2 separate regions of the Homo sapiens genome follow, and region 2 is linked to region 1. Evidence: chromatin loops called from intact Hi-C (ENCODE). Cell type or tissue: heart left ventricle. All regions are shown on one strand. Links, peaks and the distances in the headings refer to the core of each region. The heading gives the core; the rest is flanking DNA. Region 1 overlaps RABGAP1 (RAB GTPase activating protein 1). Region 2 overlaps RABGAP1 (RAB GTPase activating protein 1).

Evidence for each region. Peaks named below come from ENCODE experiments on the same cell type or tissue, not always from the same donor. Only the 100,000 strongest peaks of a DNase experiment are listed, where the experiment ranks them.
Region 2: it touches region 1 in a loop (3-fold over the local background); 2 of 110 quality-filtered maps call a loop at or near these places.

Annotation. Positions count from the first base shown.
Region 1 is chr9:123,069,269-123,077,608 of GRCh38, reverse strand. It overlaps RABGAP1 (RAB GTPase activating protein 1), which reads right to left. Exons shown (of 26, transcript NM_012197.4): 15 at 7,185-7,259; 16 at 3,932-4,057; 17 at 3,181-3,324; 18 at 1,323-1,364; 19 at 847-975. Among named protein-coding and RNA genes, the nearest start is that of MIR600, 38 kb to the left of the region's middle. RefSeq lists an enhancer at 4,614-5,287. In heart left ventricle, for the core only: a CTCF peak has its summit at 3,238; no DNase peak of the experiment used is centred there; H3K4me3 peaks cover 683 bases; H3K27ac peaks cover 1,476 bases.
Region 2 is chr9:122,998,018-123,006,357 of GRCh38, reverse strand. It overlaps RABGAP1 (RAB GTPase activating protein 1), which reads right to left. Exons shown (of 26, transcript NM_012197.4): 10 at 7,592-7,761. Among named protein-coding and RNA genes, the nearest start is that of GPR21, 31 kb to the left of the region's middle. In heart left ventricle, for the core only: no CTCF peak of the experiment used is centred there; no DNase peak of the experiment used is centred there; H3K27ac peaks cover 1,302 bases.

The sequences.
Region 1 (8,340 bases), core at 179-8,178:
TATGATAACATGAACACAAGAAGATCCTATACCTTTTTACTTTTAAAAAAATTGTGCGAATCACAAATGCCACTTGAAGTGATAAAACTGAGTTTTCTTCATGTATTATTAGCTTTGTTTTAGGGAACTTCTGACCAGAACAAATGTTGAAAGTTAAGGCCAGGCGTGGTGGCTCACTCCTGTAATTCCAGCACTTTAGGAGGCCAATGTGGGAGGATCACTTGAGCCTAGGAGTTTGAGACTAGCCTTGGCAACATAGTGAGAACCCAAATCTACAAAAAAAAGTTAAAAATTAGCTGGGTGTAGTGGCACATACCTGTAGTCCCAGCTACTCAGGAGGCTGAGGTGAGAGGACCGCTTGAGCCTGGGAGGTCCAGGCTGCAATGAGCTATGATTGTGCCACTGCACTCTAGCCTTGTCTCAAAAAAAAGAAAAAAAAAAAAACAAAAACAAAAAACCAGCACAGTAGAAGAAATCATGAAACCTGAAACCTGAATTCTGCCACTAACCAGGTGTACAACTAGGGAACTACAACCTCTTTTTGTTTTGATTTGTCTCAAAACAGGGATATTAATACTCTTCTATAGTTTGGCGGTTGGGGGGACAACGAGATTTCATTCGTAGGATTATAATATATAGGAAAGTATTTTGGGGAAAAAAAGGTTAAGAGTTATATAATACAGAAGAAAACATCATTAATATTATTTATATATTATAAATGTTAACACTAATATGTATTATAAATGTTATAAATATAATACATAAATAATTATGTATTATAAATGATCAGGAATAGTGAGACACTAAGTGAAAAACAGAATCTTAACTAATGCAAAATTATTTTACCTTCATGTTGCAGGCTAATTCCATTAGTTTTTTTGCATTTTCTTCTGAGCGGTATCTCTTAGGAAGCTGAACCCTAAAGAACTTCAAGGCACCTTCAAAGTCTGTCAACAGCAGGTCATCTTTCGAAGTCTTGAAGAAAATACAAACACATATAGAAAAAATGTGTTGCTATAAGGATGCACAAGAAGTTTTTTATATTCTCAGCACTTTTCAGCACTTTTACAATCCCCAGAAGATACTTCTTAGCTTTTGTCAGAGCCACCTGCATACATCCACTGTTAGGGGTAATGCTAGATTTCCAGCACTTTTATAATCCCCAGAAGATATTTCTTCGCTTTTGTCAGAGCCACCTGCATACATCCACTGTCATGGGTAATGCTAGTGCACAGTGACTGCTCAGAATGAGACTACAACCAATGTATTGCAAGTGCAGAGCAGGGAATGACAGATAACTCAGCTAATAAATAAATGAGTACCTTTAATAATCCAAGGGCGACATTAAAAATAACACTTATTCCCTGAAAGAGAACAGACAAAAAGAACACTGTCAGTTTTTATATCTCGACTATTATGCTATTTGTCCTTATACCCCACATTTTTAAAGAAATTGTGAAAACTTAAGGAAGGAAATGCATTATCTCAGAACTACCTTGAAAAATAAAAACTAAAGGGCCATTGAAAAGCTGCTTAAAGACCTAGCTTCCCCTTTTTCTGAGAGAAGAGCTTTTCTTGCCCTGTTCTCATATTCAATAATAAGAAATGCTTTTCCAAAGCATTCCATGCTTCCAAACCAAAAGATCAGTCATAAAGTTGTGATCTCTCAGGAAATAACTCCTGGGGAACTTTTCCTTTATCTTGTGCTGTCCCAATCCATGCACAGCAACCACTCTGTCGATAAGCCCTATATTCCAGAACTGAATCTGCTCAAGGCTCCCTCCATTCTGCAAATCCTGGGGCTAAGAACAAAGGAGAGGAAGCACTAACATCTGTTGATCAAGTTAAACTGCTTAAGCTGCTGGGCCTCAGTTTCCATAACTAATACTCTCCTATGGGTTTTCTGAGATAATTAGCTGAAAAGTTTATGTAAATTACTTAGCATGCCACCTGGCCTTTAGTAGCTACTTAACAGATGGTTGTTTATACTACTAAAAAGCTAGAAACAATTTAAAGGTTTGTGATTAGAAATTGGTTACATAAAGTATAGCACATCCAAATAATGGGATACTTGGCAGCAACTAAGAAAAACGGCATATTTGGTAATATTTATTTCTTCTGTTTCTTAGAATATTTCAAGCTGAGTGGTAGATACAAATTCTTTATGAATTTTTGTATGTTTTGAATATAGCATAATTAAAAAGGATAGTACAGATGTGTATGTTCAAGTATATGAAATTTAAAAAGAGGATACCAAAGAGTATAAATAACAATCATATTTTTAAATATACACATAGGAGAACCATAATATATATAGTGTTCCATCCATATGGAAACCATACTATTCTGTATAGTAATTATACATACACATATATGAACACATAAAAAAGGCTGAAAGGATACTGCTTTTAACCAAACTGTTAAAGGAGGTAACCTATAGACAGTGGGATTTGTAGTATTTTAAATTATTTTTACTTATATTTTCTATAAACATATATTATTTTTATAATTATGTTTTTCTTAAACACACCACACAAAATCCAAAATTACGTCATGGCAAAGACTGTTATTTACTCTAATATCTTATTTTCTCTTTAGTAATAAATCTCTAATTTTTAGCAAATTCCTGCTCAGCTTATTTTTTAAAAAGTCTCCCTTGCAGCTAGGTGTGGTCATGTAACTAAGTTCTGACCATAAAGTGGAAATACTGGATGGAACTTCCAGGAAGTCTCTTTTGAAAACAGAGGAGGCACCCTCTCCCATCCTCTAATCCTCCTGGCTTGAATATGATATAATGGCTGGTGTGCTACTCCTCCATACGGCTAACAGCCAGAGTGAGGGGAAGGCACGCTACTGCCAACATTGACTTTTTTTCACAAGAGAGCAAAAAGCTATTTTTTAAAATCACTGTTACTTTGGGTTTCTTCATTCAATACAGCCAAAACTAATATGAACTAATACAAATGTCTAATTCAGTACGTCTTTTCAGAGTACACCTTTAACAAATACGATCATTAGCTTTAGTCCAAGGAAGTCACTTAAACCTAGATTTCCTAGCAATAAAATAAAATAATTAAAGAGACCAATTCTGTTTTGACAGAGCTGACACTCAAAACAGAATCTGTTCTCCTCAAGTACACTGCAAACAAAAGCCAAAGTGCTGTGGCCTCTGATACATACCTCACATAAAAGCAGGTCGATGATATGGAAGACCATGTAGAGAGGGAATTTTGCAGTGAAAAGAGTAAGAAACCACTGGGAGGCATACATGTGTGCTTCAAGGCTTATATCCAGGAAGTGGTTGTACAGGTCAGGAATGTATTCCTGAAATAGCAAACCAATTAGTTCTGGGCACATATGCATCTGTCCAATTCCCACTAAGGAGGCTCATAAATCTACCAGGAATAGGCCAAAAAAGTAAAATACTTGTGTTTTTCTAAAAATCTCCAAAGTGCTTAGAACACTTATCATCTGGTATTAAGCTGGCACTCAACTCTTTTTTCCAGACCACAAACTTGTTCTAAAGAAAGAGGAATCCCCAAAATGGTGACAAGTATTTGGAAAGCCTGTTTTTCTCTCCAAAGTAAAAAACATTTGGGAAAGTTTGTTTCACTTTTGTTATGAGATTCCTAACCAGTCAGCTTCAGAGCCTTGGGGAGTACTTCTTGACTGAGTTAGCTGTGGAAAAGACCCCTAACAAAGTCATCTGATCTTTTGGGAGTTTATCAGCTCACATCCATGAGGTGTGAAAGTTTAACACTTTGTTAATCTTTGCATCATAATCACATAGTGATAAAGGATAAAAATGAAACCCATCCTTAGCCACGGATCGCTAAGGCAATTACCAATGCTCCCTGGCACCATTTCCTCAATTTGGTGCTCCTTAGTCCTGTACTCTTTTTGTCAAACACAAGCTGGTTTCTCTTTTTACCTGCATGAGGCGCTCCAACTGGTAAAATTTGCAATGCAAATCTTCGAAGTTTTGCTTGAAAAGTTCCCTGAGCCCATAGTCAAACATGATCTTGACCAGAACACTGAATGCCTGTTCTTCAGGCATCTGTAACAGATAGGCAAGTTGTTGGGTAGGGAGGATGGCGGTGGGGAATCACAAAACATACAGAAGTTTTCTCAGGATATTAAATCCAGCTTTATATTATTGCCTTACCAGAAAATTTAGTGCTATGCAGAAACTCAGGCCTAAGGTTGTGTTTAAAACATTTATTCACTCAAACAAGGAATAGTTAACAATGACTACTCTTTGTCAGTATGGTTCCTGTCCTCAAGGAGTCTCTCACACAGCCAGTATTAAAATAACTGTAATAGGAATTAGACATCAGTGATAATACAAGAACAGGAAGGCCTGTATCTGCCTAAGGCAGTCAGAAACAGACTTTGTAGAAAGGACAGAATTTGAGCTGAGCAGAAATAGGCTGATATACAGTGTAGGTGTCATCTTTCCCAAATCCTGGGACCTCTGTTTAACCATTTTTCCTCCCTTAGCTGCTATTTCATTCTAGCAAAATTGTTTTTCTTCCTCACTGTTAAAAATATAGCTTGTTTTAGAAGAACCTTACATATTCTAAGGCTTGCAGTAATGCTTGAAGTACTACAAAAGCCTCCTTCACTTCTATTTACATTTATAATAATACCTACATTTTCCATAGTTTTATGGATAATTATTTCCCTGAGAACTTGGCAAGATATTTTCAAAAGAGAAAAAAGAAGCACTGGAAATGTTATTTAAGGATTGGTGTGAATGTAGCAAGCCTTCAAAAAAGTCAAGAAGGTGGGCAGGCTTCTATGGAACAAGATGATGGAGGCGGGCTGAGCACAGAAATCACTGAGAAGAAAGCAGAACTAAAGAGCAAATCAGATTAAGTAATAAGTGAGAAAAGCATAGCAGATCATTACTGGTAAGTTAAGAGTATCTGGGGCAAAAGCCCAGATCTTTGAAGTCTTTGTCATGGAAGGCAACTTCACTTTGCCACATGCAAGGAGATGTGGCCTAACCCACAGTGGTGATTCTGATGCTAAGTAGCCCATCTCCCCTCACTCTAAACAAGCACTTATAACACTCTGGCAAGCAGCAAGAGTTCAAAACAAGACATGGAGGGTCTGATTGGAAAACCCATTTTCAAGGGGATAAATGTCCTTGAACTGAAGGTGAGAACGAAGATAAATCACCCAGGCTTGTGGGACTTTGAGATATAAAGTCTCATTAAAACAACAAAACAAAATAAAAAGTCAACCTCTTTATTCATGTCATAGCTTTATCATATTTTTACATGACTACCAATAGCAACAAGCTGGGTTCAGTTAAGAAAAACCAAAGTGGTTTTTGTTTTACTTGTACAGGTTGAGCAACCCATATCTGAAAATACAAAATGCTCCAAAATCTGAAACTTTTTAAACACTGACATGATGCTAAAAGGAAATGCTCATTGGAACACTTTGGATTTTTGGATTTGGGATGCTCAACCGGTATAATGCAAATATTCCAAAATCCAAAATCCAAAATCCACAACACTTCCGGTCCCAAGCATTTCAAATAAGGGATACTCAAACTTGTATTGCAATCTACACAAAATGGCTTAATACCCTTGAATACCTGTTGCTTAGAAAAGCAAGATTCAGACTCCTTATCTGGGCTTCAAAGCTCTCCCTAGCTCTCTCCTCAACTCCCAGTCACTCAGGATACTCCAGTCACACTGTCCTCCTTTCAGTTCCTCCCATACACCAAGTGTTTCCCCAGTTTAGGACTTCTGTATACTGTACCATTCACTTTCCCATTAACACTCTATTCTCTACTCCCTTTTCAAATAGATCTATTATTTTCATAACAACATTTTGAAAAGTTAACACAGAAAAGAGCAAAAGAAAATGATATCCCTTATCATTTTCCAGGCTGCTCCTTACAGGTCACTTCCCCTGAGAAGCCTTTAATCTAAGTAAGACTCCCTTGTTACAATCTTACACCAAACTTTTTATTATACCTTAATAGCACCACTGAAAGTAATAAATGATATACTTGTGTGATTATGTGCTTAAAGCTAGTTGGATTCACAAGCTCTGTATCCAGGAGGATTGAGACCATGTCTCTTATTTACCTCTGATCTTCAGCACAGTACAGATCATAACAGGTACTCAAAACTCTTTGCTGACATCACCTGTGTGGTATTCTTGCCAAGCATTTTAAACTGAATCATGAGAAAATGAGACAAATCAAGACTGTGGGACATTTTATATGACAATTTGTCTGAATTTTTCAAAACTATCAATGGCATGAAACACAAAAAAAGGCAAAGGAGTAATTTAGATTAAAAGAATAAAGAGAAATGACAATTCAATATTTGAATCTTCATTAGATCTTGATTAGAAAAAAAGCTAGATTCTATGGAGTAGACAATTGGGAGAAAATTGAATGTGTATTGTGTATCAGACATTACTGAATCAATGTGGAATTTCTTGGATGTGATCATGGTATTATGATTATGATACAGAATTCTGTGCTCCCAGAAGGCATATATATGATCAAGTATTTAGAAGTCTTGATGTTTGTTATTTACTTTCAAGAATAATTTCAAAAAACAATTTAAGTAAAAAAGAAAATGTGTGTTTATGCAGAAAAGAGAAAAAAAGAGATGCAGAGGGAGACAAACAGAAAAAGCAGTGTGGAAAATATTAATTGGTAAACTAGATAAAGACTGTTCACCTTAACACTGTTTAGAGTTTTCTGTGGATTTGAAAGAAAATAAAAAAGGTGGAGGGCAAAGGTGTTTGCTAAGCCAATGAATGAATAAAATGGTACTAAAAGAAAACCAACTTTTCCGCCTTCCTCCTACCCCAATACCTAAATCTCAAAACAAGTATTAATGACAGCGGCTACTTTAGAGAAGATAAAACGTCCCCAAGAGTTCAACCAACATTAAAGTCTCTCCAATCATCCTATTAATAAAAAGGAAGTCTACCCCTGTACCAGTTTTCAACATTGCCGTTTATTCTCATCATATATCTCCTCCACAATGACATTAAGTTAATTTAAGGAAAAAGTTTCCAGCTATAGGTGTTAAAATTCATGCCTTAAGAGTCTGTCCAAACCCAATATAAAACCATGCTCAAGCCTAAGGTTAGTATAAGCTGAGGGAGGCCATGTGTTAAGTCATAACAGAGACCTAATTACTCACATGGAGAAGGAGCACAGCAGCAAGAAATGACTGGCCCTGGCAATAACCAATCTCTTCATCATACACAGAATAAGCCTGGAAAATAAAACACACAGAGGAAATGTAAATGAATGTAGCCACTTGTGGGCCATGGTGGCACTATAGGACCTTGAATACAGAACCCTGGAGGATGCTACCCACACTGGGACAGCATTTTGACAGACAGTAAGTGGTGCCAATACTTCTCTCCAATCTTAACTTTTTCTTTACAATGAATACAGCTATCACCACTGCATTTCCTGTGGCGAAGGAGTAGGGAAGATTAAGGAAAAACCACTTCTGCGCTAAAAAAAACTTCGTATTTCCTTGTTGTTGTTCATGATGTTCCCTCTCCTTGGGATGTCCTTTCCCTCTCTGCCTCAAACATGCACTCTTCCTTCAGGCACCAAACTTATTTCAATTCCCCCAGAATGAATTCCTCTCTTCTCTGCCTCTATGGCACCTGCTATACATGCATGGTTATTATTATATTATTACCACATTGCATTTTATTTTATTTTTAGAGACAGGGTCTTGCTCTGTTGCTCAGGCTGGAGTGCAGTGGTACAATCATGGCTCACTGCAGCGTCAACCTCCTGGGCTCAAGGGATCCTGCTCCATCAGCCTCCTGAGTAGCCTGGACCACAGGCTTGCACCACCATGCCTGCCTAATTTTTAAAAATTTTTTATAGAGATGGGATCTCAACTACGTTGCCCAGGCTGGTCTCTAACCCCTAGGCTCAGACTATCCTCCTACCTTGGACTCCCAAAGTACTGGGATTACAGGTGTGAGCCAGTGTGCCTGGCCCACACTGCATTTTTTTTTTTTTTAATAGAGACAGGGTCTCACTATGTTGCCCAGGCTGGTCTCAAACTCCTAAGCTCAAGTGATCCTACTGCCTCAGCCTCACAAACTGCTAGGATTACAGGCGTGAGCCACCAAGCCCAGCCCCACACTGCATTTTACATGTCCATCTTCTCTGCCAGATGGTAGGCTTTGTGAGGGACAGGGTGATGTTCTATTCAACCTTGAGTCAGCACCTCATATACAGCATGCGCTCACGAAACACTGTTAATGTTATTCATTTTTCTTTCTGGGAAAAGCTCTTTTGGCAAAGACACCAAAATATAATTCTTT
Region 2 (8,340 bases), core at 174-8,173, 71 kb after region 1:
ACTAATGAATCAGAAATCTAAAAGAGTAAAATGAAACCATATAAGTAACAGGAGAGTAACAGAAGAGTGTATTCTTTTTGTAACTTGGGAGTTAGGAAAGCCTTTCTAACTATGATCTCAAATCCAGAGAGGTTTAAAAGAAAATACTGATATATTCAAGTACATAAGAAGAAACTGCATGACAAACCCAAAAAGAATCACCATGATGTAAGCTAAAAGATAAGTGACAAACTGGGAGGACTATCATATCTCCAAGGGTTAATCTCTCTTGAATATACAAAGAGGTTCTGAAAATAAAGACGAAAAAGACCAAAGTCAAAGAGAAAAATAAGCAAAAGATATGAATAGAAAATTCACAGAAAAGTCACCCTTATACATTAAAAAGGCAGAGGATAAACTAAAACTATTCTTAGACACCACTGCCTCACAGATCCTTAAGTCTGACAACACACTCGACAACCCTGCAGAGAAACAGGTATTCTCATACCCTGTCCATGGTTACACCTTCTACAGAAGGGAATTTGGCAAATATAACAATAGCATATGTACGTTCACCTTATGTGTCAGTGATTATACTAATAGGAGTCTATTCTAAGATGCACTTTCATAAAATCAAAATAACACATACATAAGATTCCACACTGCAACATTATTTGGAACAGCAAACGACTGGAAACCAGTCCAAGTGTCCATCAATAGCAGACTGGTTGAAAAGCCCATAGTTCATCCAAATAGGACAGTACTAAATAGCCATTAAAACGGAAATGAGGAAATCTCTATGCACTGATGTGGAATGATCCCCAGGATATATTAAGTTTAAAAAGCAATGTATAGGATAAGACATATGGAGTATGCTAATTTTTATTTCAGAAGGAAGTTAAAAATATACAGAATTTTATCTTCACAAAAATGAAATCAGGATAATAAACCATAAACCAATAATAATTGTTATCTATGGGTATGGGGGTAAGGAGATACAAATGGAAGCGGACTTCCGAGTATACATTTCTACATAATTATGACATTTATAAGTATTTTATATATTCAAAAAAAAAAGGAAAAAAAAAAATCCCAAGCCCCTAAGCTAAAATAAATGGAAACAAATGAACCTAACTATATGTCAAACGGTAACAGAACCACAATAAAAAATTATTCCCAGTGATTTTTAAACAGCAACCATTTTATAATCTTACTGAAACATATTCAAAGGACAAAAAGAAGTTCCATAAAATCTTAAATTTCACCCAATAATTCTATTATTAACTGCAAGACTTTTTTAGTTTTTTTTTTTTTTTTTTTTTGAGATGGAGTTTCACTCTTGTTGCCCAGGCTGGAGTGCAATGGCGCGATCTCGGCTCACTGCAACTTCTACCTCCCAGGTTCAAGTGATTCTCCTGCCTCGGCCTCCCGAGTAGCTGGGATTACGGATGTGCACCACCACACCCAGCTAATTTTGTATTTTTAATAGAGACAGGGTTTCGCCATGTTGGTCAGGCTGGTCTTGAACTCCTGACCTCAGGTGATCCATCTGCCTCGGCCTCCCAAAGTGCTGGGATTACAGGCATAAGCCACCGTGCCTGGCTGACTTTTTTAGATTTTGATGAAGATAAGGCAAATAAATTATTTACTGTTACTGTAAATAAAATATATGCATATAAATATTTTAAAAAGAAAATCCTGTAATGTCAAATTATTACTGAAAATACGTGAATGAACTCAACTGAATCAGGTAAATATCACCAACAGATACTAAAAATATTAGTTAATTAGTTATTGGCTGGGCATAGTGGCTCATGCCTATAATCTCAGCACTTTGGGAGGCTGAGGTGGGAGTATCATTTGAACTCCAGTTTGAGACCAGCCTGGGCAACATGGTGAAACTCCGTCTCTCCAAAAAATTAAAAAATTAGCCAGGCATGGTAGTGCACCTTGATCCCAGCTACTTGGGAGGCTGATGTAGGAGGATCACTTGAGCCCAGGAGGTCAAGGCTGTAGCGAGCCGTGCTTTTGACACTGCACTCCAGGCTGGGCTGCAGAGTGAAGGAAAAAAAAAACAAAAAAGACGTTGTTGAGATACAGGATATTTGGAAGTTGCCAAAGCGTCACCCCCAAAGATTACTTGCTAAGTGTCAAGAAAAACCCTATTTTACAAAGGAGAGATCCAGTGGTCACCACCTTAATTAAGTGATCACACTTCCCATCAGAAATACTGGAACAACCTAATATCACACACCTCTCAATTCAGCAGTGGAATGGAAAGCATTTGTATATTTTTATCTTGAGAGGAATGTGTGTACCACACACATACACTCTCAGCAAATTAAAATAAGAGGCCCGGGTATCCAGTTATAGTTATACTAATTATCTGTACAACATTGGCCATACCACTTAGTCTTTCAGATATCAGCTTCTTCATTTATAAAACAGTAATTTTATGAAAGATTTTAAGACCCCTATAGTTTAATTGGCAATAAAAATGACATTATTCTATAGTTATAAGAATGTTTAATTGGTCTTTTGTTCGCCTTATGTCACTATTGGAAAATCTATTCATTAGCTCATTTTCTTGCTCTTTCAGTAAGTAGTATAAGAAAATTTAAGTCCAAGAAAGCAATCCTCCTGTCCCTACTAATGTTTAGTTTCTTCTCTACTATGATGCTATCTTAATATAACAGTCTCACAGATGGGAAGGCTTCCAGGATAAAAGGAATTGCTGAGTCACCAGATAATTTTAGTGAAAGGAAAAAGAATCAATTTTTAAACAGGTCTTAAAAAGCATTTACATATTGTTTTCCTATACTGGCAGCAAAAAACAGAAATGCTGTATGTTGTATATTCTTAAATTTGCTTTGTAGCATTGTTTCCTTTTCAGTCTAAGGAGAACGGAAAATGGTTAAAATTTTAAATTATGCTTAATTTCAGTAAATCCTAAAAATACTCTTATAGATGAAAAGACAAAAGTAGCATGTTTCTCTGGAGAGTGTCCTGGCAGAGACTTTTAAAAGGCTTAGATATATGTTTTGTTCATATAACATCCCATAAAATCTACTGCTAAATATCTTTGGATCTCAGTTTCCTCATCTATAAAGTGAAAATACTATTTATCCTCATTGAATCACTGTGAAAACTACCTAAGATTTTAAAAAGTGAAGTAGCCAAGACAATGATGGTCACAGTTGAACCTCAAATACTTTTTAATGCCATGAATGTAAAAGAGGGAATACATTTAGTTTATTAAGTTACAAGGGGTGAGATTAACAGTGTTCTAAATGCTTTAAGACAGCGAAAAGTTGTTCAAATTCTTCCCATTCTACCTCTCCTTTCCCACTCCCTAGCACTCCCCCTAAATCCCCGCACAAACACAAAGACTTATCCAAATAAGGAGAAAAATAAAAGATTATCATCGGGAATTTCCTGCTCTCCCCCGAGCTTCCACATACACACTTCTGCTTTTTGCAAAGAAAACAGTGAAAACTCGGCTTAAGTTTAGTTTGTAGCCTTAATAAAGAGTCCAGAGCAGTCTCTTAGGCTGCATTTCAGGTATGTTTTTGGCTGGTTTACCCTGTCAAGTCATTTTTTAGCCTAACTAAAAAAAAATTAAGTTATTAATAGAAGTTATGTTATTATTTGAATAACATACTGTATGATAATATTTTAAAAGTTTTACATTGAATTAACATGTAGCTCTGATTATGGTTGCTAAAAATAAAAAATAAATTTTTAAAAATAAAATTAAATAAATTTGTTTCCATAGAAAGATATATTCTTCTATACCCAACCACAAAACCTTGTAAACCCATGCAGTCTTTGAATCCAAGGTTGTATAACATTAGATGTCAAAAGGAAATGCAAGATCAGGGGAATCTTATTTATGTTCACTAAAATGAGATTAAAGGGTTAGAATGCTAATTAAACAGAACTATTTTTACATACAACTTTTACTGAAAATTATTATATAACTATTCTCAGGCCAGTAAGTAAAAAAAAAATATATATATATAATAAAAATATATATACAACTAATTTCTATTTACCATCTAGAAACTTTTTTTTTTTTTGACGGAGTTTTGCTCTTGTTGCCCAGGCTGGAGTGCGATGGTGTGATCTTAGCTCAATGCAACCTCCACCTCCCGGGTTCAAGCAATTCTCCTGTTTCAGCCTCCCAAGTAGCTGGGATTACAGGCATGCGCCACTACGCCTGGCTAATTTTGTATTTTTAGTAGAGACAGGGTTTCTCCATGTTGGTCAGGCTGGTTTCAAACTCCCAACCTCAGGTGATCCGCCAGCCTCGGCCTCCCAAAGGCTGGGATTACAGACCATCTAGAAACATTTAAAGATCATTCTCTCTTAATCTCTAAACTTTCAAAGTGATGTTTGTAAACTAGTTTAATTTCTGATGCGTTCTTCTCCCGGGGCTCACCCTCCATCTAAATAATCAATGCTGTTCTGATTTCATGACTTAGTGCTTTTTTATTAATTTGGTGTCCCAGAGAGGTTGTATAATCCTTCTCAATAATAACAGCAAATACGTAGGGAGAACTTACTATGTACTGGGAACTATTCTAAGCATGTTGTATAGTTTTTAATTTAATGCCACAACAGCACTATGAGGAAGATTCTATTATGCTGCCAATTTACAATTTAGTAAACTGAGACTCAGAGAGTTGAGGGAACTTGCTCAAAGTTAACAAGCTAGCGGTAAAATCCATGTGCTCTGACTCCAAATTCAAGTTCTAGATGACGACCCCTAATCTCTGCTCCTGCTACAATGAAGAGCTGGGAGAATAGTGCTGGGACTCAGCTTTACTTTGTCTCTTAGGACAACACTGAAAATAAGTGTCCATGCCTGCTCTGCTTATTTCCTTTTTCTAAATATACCCAATAGGGCTAACTTGGGTATACTAGAATCAAAATTCTTGCTATCGAAATAAAAAAATGTAATATGGAAAAGTATATTCAAGTAAGCCCCACATACACTTTCATTTTATGTAACAGAAAACAGAAGTTGCATGTAAATAAAATCAATTCAACGTATATTTATTGAGAACTACTATGTTCCAGGTACTTGGGATAAGTCACCAAATAAGACAGATTAAGAATCTCTCCTTAGTAGAGGACTCTAACATACAAAATAGATAATAAACAATATAAAAGTATGTTACATGGCATTATCAGTATGTAAAAGTCTGGTTAAAAAAATAAAAAAATAGGGCCAGGCGCGGTGGCTCCCACCTGTAATCCCAGCACTTTGGGAGGCCGAGGCAGATGGATCACGAGGTCAGGAGTTCGAGACCAGCCTGGCCAACATAGTGAAACCCGATCTCTACTAAATAAAAAATAAGGTGAGGCACAGTGGCTCAAGCCTGTTATCCCAGCACTTTGGCTTTTACTGAGTAAAACTTTGGCTTTTATTGAGTAAAACAAGGCTGGAGGGTTTTATGCAGAAAAGTGATAAGATCTGACCTTAGGCTACTATTATGTTGAAAAGAAATCAAGAGGGGACAAAGACAGAAACAGTATGATGGGTAAAGAGGCTACTGCTAGGCCAGGTGTGCTGGCTCATGCCTTATAATCCCAGCACTTTGGGAGGCTGAGGTAAGCAGACTTCTGGAGCCCAGGAGGTCAAGACCAGCCTGGACAACATGGCAAATCCCCATCTATATTTTAAAAAAGAAAAAAAAAAGGCTATTGCTATAAATGATGACTCAGATGAGGACTATTGTACTCTAGCTGGTGAGAAGTGATTAGATGGAGATGAGATAATAAACCTTTTTGGACATGTTAAGTTTGAGATGTCCTGAGAACCAAGATAAAGAGGAGCTTTAAGGAAAAGAAAGTAAGGAAAAGAAAGTAATCATCTAAAGCAAATGCTACAGACAGGTCAAGATGAGGACTCAGATTAGCAATTTAAATCAGTGGTGACCTTGATATCTTCCAAGGAGTTTTGCTACAAAGGAAAGTAAAAATGGAAGCAGTAGGTGGTAGAACAACTGGGGGCCAAAAAAGAGTAAAAGATTGGAACAGAGATTTTAGCTGCTACCCACCCACAAAAAAGACAGAGTATGAAGTTTAACTTTGATCAAGTTAACTGCCCGATTTAAGAAAAAAAAAAATCAAGACTCTTCAGAAGAAAGTAACAGAATACAGTCTCTACAATGCATCACTTAAGATGTTTAACTTGTAATCCAAAATTACAAAGAAACAAAAATGTGCATCATCATACATGAAAATTAGCAGGCAAAATTCTAAAGTGGCTGTACTGTAATTATGCTTAAGGATTTAAAAGAAAACCTGCTCAATGTAAAAGAACAAACAGGAAATCAAGAGACAACAGAGATTAAAAAAAACCCACACAGACATTTTAAAAACAAAAAATATAGAAAATGTTTTTAAAATTCATTGAATGACTCTAACAGATTAAAAGTTGATAAAAATCAGTGAACTTAAAGACATATTAATAGAAAGTATCCCATCTGAAGAAAACAGAAAAAAGCCTGGGAAAAAATAGAGCCTCAGAGATATCAAAAGCTCTAAAATATACATAATTACAATCCCAGAATCAAAGAGAAGAGAGATGGGCAGGAAAAAAAGTTTAAGAAATAATGGGCCAGATTTCCCCCAAATCTGGTTAAAAAAAAAAAAATTTAAAAATTAAAAGTAAAAGCATAAATTTAAAAACGCAAGAACCCCAACAAATCCCAAGCAGGATAAACGGAAAGAAAACCGTACCTAATCATGTCACAGTTAAACATCTGAAAACCAAAGATGAATAATCTTAAAAGCAGCAAGAAGAAAATGACACATTATACCCAGAGGAACAATAACATAAATGAATGCTGACTTCTCATCAAAAACAATGGAAGGGCTGGCTGGGCAAGGTGGCTCACGTCTGTAATCCCAGGACTTTGGGAGGCTGAGGTGGGCGGATGACCTGAGGTGAGGAGTCCGAGACCAGCCTGGCCAACAGAGTGAAACGCTGTCTTTACTAAAATTACAAAAAAAAAAAAATTAGCCGGGCATGCTGGCATACACTTTAGTCCCAGCTACTCGGGAGGCTGAGGCAGGAAAATCACTTGAACCCGGGAGGCGGAGGTTGCAGTGAGCCAAGATTGCGCCACTGCACTCCAGCCTGGGTGGTGACAGAGCGAGACTTCATCTCAAAAACAAACAAACAAACAACAACAACAACAATAAAAATGAAAGCCAGAAGAATAGGAAGGACATCTTGAAAGAAAAAAAAAGGCAACCAGAATCCTATCCAGTGAAAATACCCTACTGGGATGAAAGCCAAAAACAGACATTTTCATCTAGAGAAGTTTAAGAGAATACATCTTTAGCAGATCTATACTTAAAGAAATGCTGTTCTTCGGGTTGAAAGTAAATGAGACCAAATGGAAATGTGGATCTTTGGGAAGAAACGAAGAGCAATAAAAATGACAAGTAGGTGGGTAAATATGAAAAATATAATTTTTCCTCTTAATATATTTAAAATACACATGACTGTTTAAAGATCTGAGGGCTTAGAAATCAGCCTCAGACGTGATTTCTCCTTTCTTATTCCCCCTTCTATATTAATAGAAAAATACAGTACCTGTTTTAGTTTCAAAAAGAAATTTTCAGTAGTACTACGTTTGCTGAAGGGCCAGAATAATCTTTCATTAGGTGAGCAAACGCGGACTTTTGTCTCCAGGAGAAATCGAACAGGCTCCTGTACTTCTGTTATTACCAAATCTACAGCTGTGGTCATAAACAGGACTTTATCTAAACAAAGAAAGAGAGAGGCTGAAGAGGTAAATCAGAAACACAAATATATTTGCTCATAAGATTCCATAAAAGCTATTACTTTTATTATAAACTTTCAAAATACCTTAAGTGAACCATCAATTAAACATGTAAAATAACTAGACAAATAACTGGTTTCAAAAGCAAATTCCATATTGAGAATTATTTTAAAGTAACTGACAGTAGTATACACTGTAAAGCTTTCAAAACTGTACTGTCATCAGGAGACCAAGGCAGGCAGATCACTTGAGCCCATGAGACCAGCCTGGCCAACATGGTGAAACCTTGTCTCTACTAAAAATACAAAAATTAGCCAGGTATGTTGGCACATGCCTGTAGTCCCAGATATTTGGGAGGCTGAGGTAGGAGAATCACTTAAACCCGGGAGGTGCAGGCCGCAGTGAGCCAAGATTGTGCCACTGCATTCCAGCCTGGATGACAGAGTAAGACTCTGTCTCAAAAATAAATAAATAAATAAATAAAATAAAAAAAATAAAACAAAAACACCACTGTACTGTCAGATTGTTCTGCACAAGTGGCATATGACTTCTTTATGTC